3 separate regions of the Homo sapiens genome follow, and all the other regions are linked to region 3. Evidence: chromatin contacts called from ENCODE Hi-C or POLR2A ChIA-PET data. All regions are on one chromosome and are shown on one strand. The core of a region is the stretch at or near the end of the contact, and the rest is flanking DNA. Distances in the headings are between cores, read along the strand shown. Region 1 holds the start of CCN1 (cellular communication network factor 1). Region 2 has its middle 27 kb from the start of CCN1. Region 3 has its middle 36 kb from the start of CCN1.

What was found. Hi-C counts contacts between places; a loop is a spot of excess contacts on that map. ChIA-PET counts read pairs that join two places held with the same protein, here RNA polymerase II (POLR2A). Pooled maps may share reads with other maps.
Region 1: a loop to region 3 is called in a map of PC-3, with 7 times the contacts of the local background. The contact joins the promoter of CCN1 here to the enhancer-like site in region 3. A Hi-C loop is called at or near these places in 5 of 168 maps with a recorded cell type or tissue (Caco-2, PC-3, heart right ventricle and 1 more) and 1 of 50 pooled maps. POLR2A ChIA-PET finds 5 or more read pairs at or near these places in 16 of 52 experiments (AG04449, AG04450, BJ and 12 more).
Region 2: a map of PC-3 shows a loop between it and region 3 (9-fold over the local background). The contact joins two enhancer-like sites. A Hi-C loop is called at or near these places in 2 of 168 maps with a recorded cell type or tissue (Caco-2 and PC-3). POLR2A ChIA-PET finds 5 or more read pairs at or near these places in 2 of 52 experiments (Panc1 and WTC11).

The regions. Positions count from the first base shown.
Region 1 is chr1:85,579,403-85,583,509 of GRCh38, reverse strand. It overlaps CCN1 (cellular communication network factor 1), which reads right to left and starts at 2,749. Exons shown (of 5, transcript NM_001554.5): 1 at 2,463-2,749; 2 at 1,932-2,145; 3 at 1,226-1,582; 4 at 886-1,094; 5 at 1-770. The coding sequence starts at 2,525. The coding sequence ends at 468. RefSeq lists enhancers at 1,091-1,612, 2,879-2,928, 2,659-3,181 and silencers at 2,029-2,078, 2,089-2,138, 2,149-2,208, 2,639-2,768.
Region 2 is chr1:85,605,445-85,609,520 of GRCh38, reverse strand. No RefSeq gene overlaps it. Among named protein-coding and RNA genes, the nearest start is that of CCN1, 27 kb to the right of the region's middle. RefSeq lists enhancers at 1,276-2,141, 1,349-2,548, 2,142-3,006. Within about 2 kb of position 2,285, at least 10 of the 41 ENCODE cell types and tissues checked have a DNase peak (open chromatin) inside an H3K27ac peak, as active enhancers do; they include PC-3 and Panc1, where a contact is called at or near this core.
Region 3 is chr1:85,543,011-85,547,447 of GRCh38, reverse strand. It overlaps a transcript of DDAH1 not described here. Among named protein-coding and RNA genes, the nearest start is that of CCN1, 36 kb to the left of the region's middle. Within about 2 kb of position 2,672, at least 8 of the 41 ENCODE cell types and tissues checked have a DNase peak (open chromatin) inside an H3K27ac peak, as active enhancers do; they include PC-3, PC-9 and Panc1, where a contact is called at or near this core.

The DNA of each region.
Region 1 (4,107 bases), core at 1,500-3,999, 36 kb before region 3:
CTCACAGACACTCATGGAGTGTCCCCCTTCAGGAAGGGATGGAATGCCCTCCCATTTACTTTTGTCAAAGGACGAATAAAAGCTTTAAACTGTCCAACTAATCTTATTATCTCTTTTACGACTGTAGAACCCCAAAAGGAAAAAAGCCTAGAGAAAATATGCTTAGCAAATAATTTACAAACAGAAAACAGAAAGTCATCAACTCCACAAGCTCCAAAATGAAGCAGTAACATGTGCTCCAATACTATGAAGCAAAGTATTCTCCAATCGTGGCTGCATTAGTGTCCATCCGCACCAGCACCCTTGGCAGTTTCGAAATACCTTAATGCTCCTCAAGAATGAGCAAGGCTTCCTTTCTACAATGAGTCCCATCACCCACACCACCCCCGCCCATTTTCTCCATGATTCTGATTCTGACACTCTTCTCCCTTGTTTGTCTAGGTGTGCCCTGGAAACCCAGGTAGCATTTAGTCCCTAAATTTGTGAATGTCATTGAACAGCCTGTAGAAGGGAAACGCTGCTTCATTGGCATGCGGGCAGTTGTAGTTGCATTTGCAGGACTGGATCATCATGACGTTCTTGGAAAATGTCTCCCCATCTTCGCAGCGGAACCGCATCTTCACAGTCCTGGTCAGCTGGGGCGTGCAGCATCGGCCGTCCACGCAGGAACCGCAGTACTTGGGCCGGTATTTCTTCACACTCAAACATCCAGCGTAAGTAAACCTGACTGGTTCGGGGGATTTCTTGGTCTTGCTGCATTTCTTGCCCTTCTGTAAGAGAAAGGAGAGAAGGAAAGTTAGGGGTGATATTTCTCTTTCTTCAAAAAGATGTTCACATCCCACCCACCTGCCAGGCAACAGTCTACACGTCCCTGAAGGAACTTACTTTCAGGCTGCTGTACACTGGCTGTCCACAAGGCCGCACCTCACAAATCCGGGTTTCTTTCACAAGGCGGCACTCAGGGTTGTCATTGGTAACTCGTGTGGAGATACCAGTTCCACAGGTCTTTGAGCACTGGGACCATGAAGTTGTTTGAACAATACATTTCTGGCCTTGTAAAGGGTTGTATAGGATGCGAGGCTCCATTCCAAAAACTAGAGACATATAAGAGGGAAGACTTCTCAGAGGCATACCGACACAAACAGGCTCAAGCACTCATTTCTACAAAGATTTAGACCAGAAATGCATCTCAGTACAGTGTCTGAAGTGCTCAGTCTCCACTTACCAGGGAGCCGCTTCAGTGAGCTGCCTTTTCCAACTGCAATCAATTCATTGTTTCTCGTCAACTCCACCTCGGAGGCATCGAATCCCAGCTCCTTGCCAAGGAGGCCGTCCTGGTCCTCCATGGGGTCCTTGATACTATCCTCGTCACAGACCCACTCCTCGCAGCACTGCCCGGTAACTTTGACCAGCCGAGGGTTGGGACAGCCCAAGTTGGGGAGAGATAGTTCTTGGGGACACAGAGGAATGCAGCCCACGGCGCCATCAATACATGTGCACTGATGTTTACAGTTGGGCTGGAAACTTTCCCCGTTTTGGTAGATTCTGGAGTTATATTCACAGGGTCTGCCCTCTGACTGAGCTGCAAAGATCACCAAAAGAGAAAGGTAGAAGGGGATAAAGTTAAGATTCCAAACCACCGCCTGAAACTCATACATATTTTCTGCTGTTAAATTCAATTTATGGTAAAGTTCCCTACAATTCCCCGGAGACTCCAGACCAGAACAATAAGTTAGTCAGGAATCACTTTTCCGTATGCGCTTTCGTTGGGCCCAGACACACTGAATTGCATTCCAGACTGCTGAAATCATGTGCCTTTCTGCCAAGCTACCAACAACAAAGCATCACCATACATGGTCTCAGAATTACTAAACTTCTGGACTATGGGGACTAGTATTTTTTTTAAAGGGGCCAAACCACAAGCATCTTACCTCTGCAGATCCCCTTCAGAGCGGTGGAGCTGGCGCCGAAGTTGCATTCCAGCCCCTTGGTGTGGTCGCAGGGCTGCGTTTTGCTGCAGTCCTCGTTGAGCTGCTTGGCGCAGACCTTACAGCAGCCGCAGCCGTCCCGGACCAGCCCGACTCCCGGCGCGCACTTGGGCGCCTCCAGGGGGCAGTGGCAGGCAGCGGGGCAGGTGGAGAGCGCCTGGAAGGGGGAGAAGATACGCGTGAGACTCGGCGCGGTGCGCAGGAGGGGCGCCGCGGCTGCCGCAGTGAGGGACGGGGGTCTCCGACCCTATCGACGGGGAGCCTCTGATCTCGTCCAGCCCGGCCACCTCGGAAGGCTGCTCCCACCAAGAGGTCCCGACACGTCTTCGGGGGGAGGGGGAGAGTGCTTAAAGAAACGGCTACCCGCAAACGATCGCGAACTTTTTAACTTTTCCTGCCGTGGGCAATCTGGGACCAGGGGAAGGGGCTGGAGAGCGGACGGGGAATAGGTGGCAAAAGGAGAGTCCAACTCACCAGCCTGGTCAAGTGGAGAAGGGTGACGACTAAGGCGAGCGCCCTGGCGATGCGGGAGCTCATTGTGGCGCGCAGGAGTAGCCCGGGGCGAGCGCGGCGACGAAGACGCCAACAAGCTGGTGTGCAGCGGACAGGCCGTGCGCAGCGGGGTCGGGGTGGCGGCGCGGTGGGCCCGGTGGGCAGGGAGGCGAGGGCTGGGCGGCGGGCGGGCGTCTTTCGCTCGAGGTCCCGGCGGAGAAGGCGCGGAGGGCGCGGGCGCTGCTCGGGGGCGCTCTCGCTCGCGGTCTGCCCAGGCGCCCCGGAGCCCGCCTTTTATACGGGCCGGCGGAGGCGCCGCGTGTTGCAGTGACGTCGGCTCTGTCTGCGCGTTCCAGAATTCTCAAACATCTCAGGAATGCTGGTTGGCGCGGGCTGCTGCCAAGCGCCTCCCCTGGCTCCATTGCACCTTTGTGTGTGTGTGTGTGTGTGTGTGTGTGTGTGTGTGTGTGTGTGTGTGTGTGTGTCTGTGTGTGTGTCTGTCTCCCAGACCCGTCAAGAAAACAGTTCGGGGGGTGTGTGTGTGTGTGTGTGTGTGTGTGTGTGTGTCCCAGACCCGTCAAGAAAACAGTTCGTTTTTTCCACCTTAAATTACGACTTATGTTGGGAAGGGTTCTTTGGGGCGTGATGGTGGTGATGGTAGTTGGAGGGTCGTGAGGGGCGAGGGGGGCCAGTTCAGAACTTTGCCTGGACTGGGTGGGTGGGAGGACCTGAGAGGGAGGAACAAAAGTCGTTTTGTTTGGTGATGCGAGTTGACCGGGCAGCCACTGAAGCCCTCACCCGGGAAGGCAGTGAGCTGTTTGCTTTTTTACAGCGAAGGTGAGAGGCAAGTTATCTGTTGAAAGAGTAGAACGGGGAAGAGGAGTGTGTCTCTGAGTCAGGAATATTTGTGGACTTCAAAGAGGCGTGTTCGGAACAAGTCCCAAAGCTTTGGCATGATGTTTATTAGCAAAGTTCAGTGAATTGCAAATTAATACCCACAGTGGCATTTATGAATGAAAAGGCGGGGGGGGGGTGGGGCGGGGGGAAACTTGCCCATCGTCTGGCAAATTCCCAGGCAGAGGTCTCCCCCACTCCTCCAGCCCTTCCCTCTTTTGGGTATGTTGTACTTGTTTGTTTTTGGAGGTTCCCACTTTAGTTCCAGCCCACTGCCTGGGTTGGAAGTCCGAGAGGAAACGAACGCGGGGAGTTCTCCGGGAGGCTGACTTATACTTCCTCACGGATGCAGGAGACGGGGTAAGCCCTTCCCGCCTCCCTCCGCGGGCAGGAGGCTATGCTAACCAAGCAGCCAGCCAGAAGTGCAGGAGACCACCGTGGAGTGGCCTGAAATCATCACCTGCAAAGACCGCAAGGCCAAACCAGATTCCAGGACCATTGTGCCCTATGAATCTCTGGGAAAAGCAGACTCCTTCAAGCTGGACATTTTGTGGGGTTTTTAACTCCTTTCCTAGGGACCACTGGAAGCCTCCCATTTTAAATGAATTGCAATGCCCTTCTCTCCAAGTACAGAAAAGAGATTTAGGATGTAATATTTTGCAGTAAAAATGTCAGCAGATTTTAAGATCCCGTTCTACTTGCAACACACTCAGTAGAAGACCCCACCACAAGA
Region 2 (4,076 bases), core at 1,036-3,535, 62 kb before region 3:
GTCACAGGAGACCTCTCTGAGTAGTTGACAATTCCGAGAAGGTTGTAGCAGCCATGAGGGAGCCATGCAAAGAGGAGAAGAGCTTCCCAGACAAAGGCGGTATCATGATGTGAGATGCCAAGTTGGAAGGCCTCTTGTGGGTGAGTAAAAAAGAGGATTGTCAGAGGAGGTTGGAATATACATAGGCAATTCTAGAAAGATGGAGAAGAAACTGTTAATAGTGGTTTCCGCAGGGAAGTATTCAGGGAGGTGTGGGAAGGAGGGTGTGGAGTGGAGAAAAGGAATTTTACTTCTTACTTTATTCCCTTCTCTACAGTTTGAATTATGTACCATAAGGATGTATTTTGTCATTAGAAAAAAAGGCTGGTTAATAAAAAATTGAGGAACCTTAATCATTAATAGTAAGAAATCTAATAGCCTTTCCTTCTTTCAAGAATCACCTCATCTCAACTCTCCAGTTACTTTTCATGAAGCGAGAGTGTAATGTCATTTATATCTACTCATTGGTCTGAAAGTAGGGCAGAGGTTACCTTCTGCTATCTATTCAGTAATCTTTTTCTTTGAGTCAGTAATGGCTTCTTCTAATTCCCTTCTGTGAAACTCCTGAACCATCTTTTCCACTAGGACTATTTTTACTCTTTTTTTAAGGGATTTCAAATTCATTTAAGATTCTTACTTTGGGTCACTGCAATAACAGACATATGCAGGAGCAGCTACTCAGCCTTTCCAGTTGGAGTAGAATGGGGACAAGGAATGACCAAAAGAGACTGAGGTCAAAGGAAGAACTAAAGCACTGTCCCTCAAAATGCATTCTGGAAGCTCCATTGGGCTGGGTGCTTTACTTCTCTGGATCTCCCCTGGGGTCCCCAGAGCCTTACTAAAGTTAGGGTTTCTCTGTAGAGTGTTCTGAAAAGCAGAGAAAGCTTTTCCTTGTCCAAATGGAATCCCAGCAGTGGTTAAGATTGCTTAGACTCATACCCATGAATCAAGGCAATGGATGATGTCTTCTAGGACAGATGTCAAAACCAGCTCTGAGGCAAGGTGCGGTGTGAGCAGGGAGAGGGTAGGCTAGATGTCTCCTAGCATTTTCAATCCTCTAAACTGAGCTACAGTCAGAAAGGAGGAAAACAGAGCATCTGATCTGTCTGTGGCCTGCCTCACTGAGAATTTCATTGCCTGCACGGCAGCAGGAGAAATAAGGTGAATAACACCAATTTGAAACCCCATGCTTGGCTATGTGTATGCCCATCCCGTACTCCAAATATCTCTCCTGCATCCCCTTTGTTAATTCCCTGGACATTTTTATAACTGTTTCCAACCGGAAGAAGTGCATGAATTGATACTTTGGCATCAGGCTAGATGTGCCACTCGGGTTTCTTCTCTCCCAAGCTGCCCCTCCTGCTGTGTGTGTGTGATGTCTAAAGGCCTCCCCATCTGGACACTCACCCACGGCATTGGACATTTTCCTTTCAGGTTTATCCCACGCAGTCCTATTCCAGGAATGCCTCCTCTTCCCCACACCACTTAGTGTGTAGACAACTCACTCTGCCAACAATAAGCAATAGTATGAACAATAAACTAGTATTTATTGAGCACTTATTATGTGTCAGGCTGTATTCTAACTACTTTATGTGGATTAACTCACTCCCCATCCAGTTCTCTGAAGAAGGTGTGGTTATTGTCTCTGTTTACAGTTGAGGAAACTGAGGCACAGAGTGGATGCTTTCATGGCATTTCTCTTCTGCCAGTGATCTCCACTCTGTGAGCGAGCCAGCCAGTCTCTGCGTTTAGCCAGCGCCTGCCACAGGGGTCTGGCTCTTAGTGAATGATTGCTCCTGGATCTCCCAAACTCTTCATATACTTTCACATCCTGAGCAAAAAAATGCTTCCCAAGATTCCTCCTGCCAGCTCCATCTGTGAAACTTGTGGGCCGGTATTTGAATAAGAATGACTAAAGGGGGAAGAGGTTTTATGAACTTCAGACTGTGAACTCAAGGAAGAGAGTGAGTCAGGCCTCCACATTCCTGAAATACTTTCAGGAGGCTCAGTGACCTCAGACAATAAGAACCTGAGGCAGAATGTCCTTGGGAGGCCCCCCACCAGGAAGAACGTGAGGGCAGATGCTCTGCTGTGCTGCCTTCTGTGGTTCCATGCGCAGTGTGTGGGTTGAAGGAAACCACTAGCCAGAGGCCCAGGCCTACCGAGAGCGCTGCCTTGGTTTTGCCCAGGCTGACTCCTCTCCCTGGAATGCTTGACCCCAAATGCTTGTGAGCTTGTCATCCCAGACTCAGCTCATGTGTCACCTCCTCTGTCTGCTACAGGTAGAAGAGGCTTTGTGGTTGGGACACCACAGGGAATTGCGCTTGCTTCTCTCACTCCTAAACGCCCTAGAAAAACATTGCTTTCAACATGTGTGCCCAATACATTCTTCATACCTACTGAGGTTGGCAACAGCTCCAAGGTTGAGGAGTGAGCCCTGTGCCGGGGGTGTCAGATGTGGGTGCTAGTTCCATCTCAGGCCTGGGCCTTGTAACCTCCCACACCTCAAACTCTTCCTGATTAAAATGATATGTTTTGATCTACCTCTCCTACAGATGGTGACCTTCTGAGGTACAGAGACTTTTAACCCAGGCGCTATTTTCAGAGCGGAGCAGGCACATAGCTATTCAATAAGTTTAAATAATTACAAATCTTTCTCCCCAGCTTCTATCTCCGTCCATCTCTTTCCTCACCAAGCTTAAACCCATGATTGGTATGAGGTGCAACCATCCACAAAGGGAAAGTATCATCCGCTAATTTTTTTTAAAGGTGCTTTCTTGTGTTTCTCATGTGTGCGTGCGTATGTGCATACATGCATGACTGTGTGTGTGTGTGTGTGTGTGTGTGAACAGAGCAAACGAGAGGCTGCACTAGGCTGAGCTCACCACAGGGGTGAATTGTAAAGAATGAGTCTCACCCAAGATGAAAATGTTACCTCAGGAATTCTTCCATGATCTTTGAGCAGGGAAGGAGTGAAAGGGTATAGCTGGGGCCCATCCTATGGACTGAAAAGCTGAGGGAGCACATTCAGTCAAGCACATCCTCCAATAGCTGCACCACTTTCCAACAGAAACAAGGGAAGGGTGGCAGAAGAAGTAGAACTAACTAGGCTGTGGGTTACTGCCCTAAAGGCCAAGATGTAAAGCCATAGAGAAAAGTGCTTTCAATTGTAGGCTCGTGAAAGCTACTGAGATTGGTGACTGCACCAGTGCCAAGGAAAAAGCCCTGCCTGGGGGTGGCAGGTGTGGGTTCTAGTGCCATCTAGTGCCATGCCATCTCTGGTGCTAAGGAAGTTGGTGGGCTTGGCCGTGTCGTATAACCTCCCGTGTCACTTCATGTGGATAGTGAAGATATTGGGTTGATGACGGGTTTAACTGAGGTTTTGTCACTCCTGCTCACCTCCCCTGCTCTCCTGTGTCATCCACACAAATGTTGTTTCTGCATTGGCCAATCTGGGACTCGTCCTTGCCTCCACTTTCACCCTCCAAGAGAGGAAGGAGGGAATGTGGGTAAATGCAGGTGCACACGGCACACATTCCATCAGGCAAATGGGAGTTGAGTGACATAAAGAGTTGGAAGTCCACTTTCAGGCTGGACAGGGAGGTCCTCTTCCTCCATCCCGTCTTTACCTCTATTCTTGCCCACCAGCCCAATCCCTGCAGCCCTGCCCAGGGCTGGTCTTTCCCTCATTCTGGCTGAGCAGTGGAAGTTGCCTGAGGAAGCTCAGTCCTGCCATCCCAACCAGAGCTGCCCTGGTTCACTTTGCTGCACCTGCCAGACCTCCCAGGTAGTTAATGATCCCCTGGGCAGAAGAGCCTTTTAATAATTTACCAGAGTAGATAAAGAAAAAAGCATAGTTCTCTACTTGGAGGCCAATTACACTGGCAATCCAGACAGTATAGATGGAGTTAAGACTAACTTCAAGTTCAAACTCAATTTTTTTTTGTATGGGAACCCTGCCTTATAGCTATTTATATGAAGTCTTATCAGAACCTTCATCCAGATATTTAAACATCCCAGCCCTACTGTATGATCAG
Region 3 (4,437 bases), core at 1,423-3,922:
ATCAGGACTAAGGTTCTAATTTACATTTCCAGACTTTGAAACAAACTCACTGTGTGACCCTGGGATAGTCTCAACTTCTCTAGATCTTAGTTTTCATATCTGTAAAATGGATGATTGAATTAGGTTCTGCCTGGTGCCAACCTCTGGTAGAAAACCTTTATCTACAATGTGCATTCTCATGTTGAATGCTTACACAGCCCTCTGACGTAGGTACTATTAGTAGCCCCATTTTTGAAATGAGGACATTGAGGCTCAGTGAAGTTGCTAACCTGCTAACACATAGCCAGTGAGTGGTGGTTCCAGTACTCCTACCAGGGTGTTCTCCACTCCGGCCTCTTTCACTCTTAACCACAAGGCCAAATTTCTCCTCTGAGAGGATGGGAAAAAGGTTTGAGCTGGACTTTTTGAGATGGATGAGGGCAGAGATTGAGTTACACTGTGGGTCTAACTCAATCCCCAGAGTACAGGGTAATTTATAGTGCAGCTCCCTCCCTGAATCCCAGAAAGCCTATAATATGAAGTTATTTCTATCCCCAAACACCAGTATCATTATAGAGATCAGCTGAACATGAGGTTAGTTTATTGCTTATTCATTAACATTTTCTTCTTTGTTTATTTATTTCTTCTTTTTTTAATCCTTCAGTAGTTTTTTTAGTTGCTTTTTTCTAAGTTCTCCTTAATTTCTCAAATAAAGCTCTGCCTATTGTCATGTATACAGAAAGACCATTTTCTCCCCACCTCTTACAAATCATAAGCCTATAAGTAATTACCAGTTTAATATCATATTTAGATTTTTAATAAAAGAGTGACTGTATTTACTTCCATTTGCTTCTGTTCTAGTAAGGATTTAGAGCTCTTCTGTATGTGACTTTTATCTCTAGTTAGTGTTGTTTGCCTTCTGTTCTTGCATGATCTGCCTTGAATCTGACAGTTTAGAGATGGAGGAGCCAACAATAATGTCTTAGTTCATTTTGTGCTGCTGTAACACCACCACAAGCTGGGGAATTTATAATGAACAGAAATTTACTAGCTCACAGTTCTGAAGGCTGAGAATTTCAATATCAATACCGAAGTCACATCTGGCCAGTGACTTTTTGCTGTATCATCCCATGGTAGAAGGTGAGAGGGCTAGAGAGACAAAAGGAGGCCATGCTTGTCCTTTTATAAGGAACCCACTCCCAAGATAACTCCTGAGAAAACGGCATTAATCCATTCATGAGGGCAGAGTTGCCATGGCCTAATCACCTCTTAAAGGTCCCACTTCTTAATACTTCTGCAATGGCAATTAAGTTTCCAACGCATGTTTTTTTTTTTTTGGAGACACATTCAAATCATAGCAAATAGTAGTCATAAACTTGTACTCAGCATTTACTTTGTTTTAGATATTATTCAAGGTGTGTTATGTTCAATCTTCACAACCACCGCAGAAGTTTGGGACTATTGTTGCTCCCATTTTACGAGCAGGAACATTGATACAAATAAGAAAGTTGACATGCCAGTGCTTTATCCAAAGTCACATAGTCATTTGGCAGAATCCAAGTCAAACTCAGGGAGTTTGGCACCAAAACCTACACACTTGAGGTTAGACTTTTGCCTCCTCAGAAGGAAAGAAGTAGGCAATACATGGGAAGATCAGTTTCTTCTTCTCCCCCCTCCTCCCTCTGCATCTCCTCCTCCTCCCACCTTCTCCACCATTTCTGCCTCTTCTTCTCCTTTAGAACGAACTAATTTAAATGGAATTTATTTGGCTAACACAAGAAGATTAATTATTTGGGCTAGGAGAAAATTAGGAGGAGGGGAAGGAAATTAAGAAAGGGAACATTTTGGATATATATTTGCCTCTCATATACACCTCTTTCCAAATGCAGAGCTGTTTCCTGAACAGTTTTCCTAGTGAAAGAGGTCATTCACAGCTAGAGAAAGCAGGCCCCACTGCTGCCAGGATGGGCCTGCCACTGCAATTGCAAAATTAATAGCTTATTGCCATTTCTATCATGTTTTAATAGTTGAAAGAATAAGAATTGATCCTTATCTTTAAAAAAGCGAGAAGGGCTTCAGGAAATTACTCCCTTCATCTTATCACCTCTGCTGTGCCTTATTGTCATGATACAATCATGTGTCTGATATTTTCTTTTCCTCTGCTAATAGCAGGGCTTTAAATTATTAAAGGAGAAGAATGTTGACCCTCTGCTTTGCTGCTTCTCCCTCTGTGCTTTGAGAGTTGGTTGACTCTTTCAGCTTCTTTCCCTCTGCCTTAGAAAGGCTCATTTTCTGTTGGGAGTCACGTCCTGGCTCTGCTTCATGCCTGTGAGTATGGAGGGCAGAGTTTGGGTTGCTGAATGAAGCTGAGGAATGTCTGAGAGGCAGGGCAAGGGGGTTGTTGACTTTGCTCAAAATATTTCTTGAAAATATCTCATATAATGTTAGATTTTGCAGCTCCCCTAGCTCTTCTCCAACCCCCCACTTTTAAATAAACATGTTGAGTTATAACTGTGTACAGAAGGAGTTAGAAAATGAACCCCACTGTTGCTATCTTCACAGGCATCTGTGCGGGTGTGACAGGGTGAATAGGCCCTTTGGGAATTTTAAGGGGACTCCTCTAGAGCCAAATTCCTCAACCAGGGCAAACTTCCATCAGCTGTGTAAATAGTGTGGCAATGTGTGGAGGCCACGAGCAGTTTCCTGATAGTCAGCTACTGTGCCCAGGTAGTTAAAAGGAGTCGTGTTCCATCCTGAGGCTTGCAGGATGTGAGTTGGGTCTTATAGTCTCTGATGAGTGGGTGGGTAGAAATTTCCTCTCCACTTTATTTAGTACTGGGGAAGTCAGTCTGATTAAGATAGGTAGGGCTGGCTGGATGAAACCACACCTAAGAGAAGCCTTCTGGGTGTCTGAGTGAAGAGAAAAACTGTGACTGTAAACTGAGGACAGAGTTAGGCATTCACTGGCAGGCATTCTTCCCAGCTCAAGAAATTCCTGGGGATGGGAATAGACATTGTGCTCTGGGAGTTTTTATTTAGCTGTTCTTTAAAATGTAGAGTTAAATGCAATTCAATTCATGTATCTAGTGCCTTTAACTATTCCCCAAAACATCTGAAAGAATTTGGAAACCCTGGAAAGGCTTCCTGTCTGTCAAGCAATGCCACGTGCATGTGCCTAGTTTTTTGCAGCTGCATTAACCTCAGCTCTTCCCTGTACAGAGATCTGGATGCTTGCCCCAGCTCCTGAATCTAAAGTTGTTTTGTTTTTCATTTGCTTATTCTACAGTGTTCATCATTCTGACATCCAATTTGTTTGTTTAGCTTAAATGAATAAGGATAGAGACAAAACAACTAGGTACAGGCAGTTTTCTATGTACATCAGTGCATAATGCATTCTTGAAAATATGAACAAACCTGCAAGAACCAAATAATTGTAAATGGAGTTCTAGTACCAATGAACCAAAAATACTATAAAATCCCTAAATACATCATGTTTTTAGAGGTAGTCTTTAATCATGTATTTCCAGCATTGTCTTTGTTCTTTAATGCTTTCCTTTCACCACTAGACCCATGAAATACTGGCTGACATCCAACCATCATCCAATTGAAGCAAAAGTTTATCTGCTTTTGGCTTGCCCGCTGTTTTCCATGTTCATCTTAATTGTGTTAAGTTTATGAAACTAACCCTTCTCATCAACAGTATCAGAATTTATTTTCAGCCCCACTTTTATAGATGTATATGGATAAAACCCATCAAATTATTCTAATAATTACTTAAACAAGTATTCTAGTACAAAGATGGTGCCATGCTGCCCAGACAGAATAGCTATGCCTGCCATTGTCCAGTTTTATCATGACCAATTTAAGTGCTTGTGTTTCTCCTTTCTTTAAGTGTTCTCCTTTCTTTAACCTGTCTAAACCATTGCGGAAATTACCAGATATCAAAATTGCATGCTGCTGTGGAAATGTTTCCTTGAAGTGATCAACTTTTGTCATTGGTCCAGAGCCACAGGAATTGATGGAAAACAGGGTTGGAGGCAGTTGCTTGTTTCCTGTGTTCACTGTGAGCAAGTCTGCCTCTTACCAGTCTAGGTGAAGCCTACCACCCGGCTGGATCCCAGCATTCTCCGTGCATGTTGTACAGCAGTTGTTGTTCTCTTCAAAACAACAAAATGTTTGAAATTTTAAAAATTTCAATGTGTTGAACATGTATATAGATAGTTGTGACTGAGAATTTAACTAACAGTAATTCTTGAGATGAGAGAGGAAATAGAAACCAATGGAAGGGTTGAATCATTTTTGTCTTTTGTTATACCTCCTGGCTCCTTGTGAACATAACCTGGGGATACATAATATTGGACTTCATCTGCATGTTAATATCATATAAAAAAAGATCTGAGAAGCAGTATAGTAGAATCATTAAAAGCATTGACTTTGAAGGAAAACAGACTTTGGATT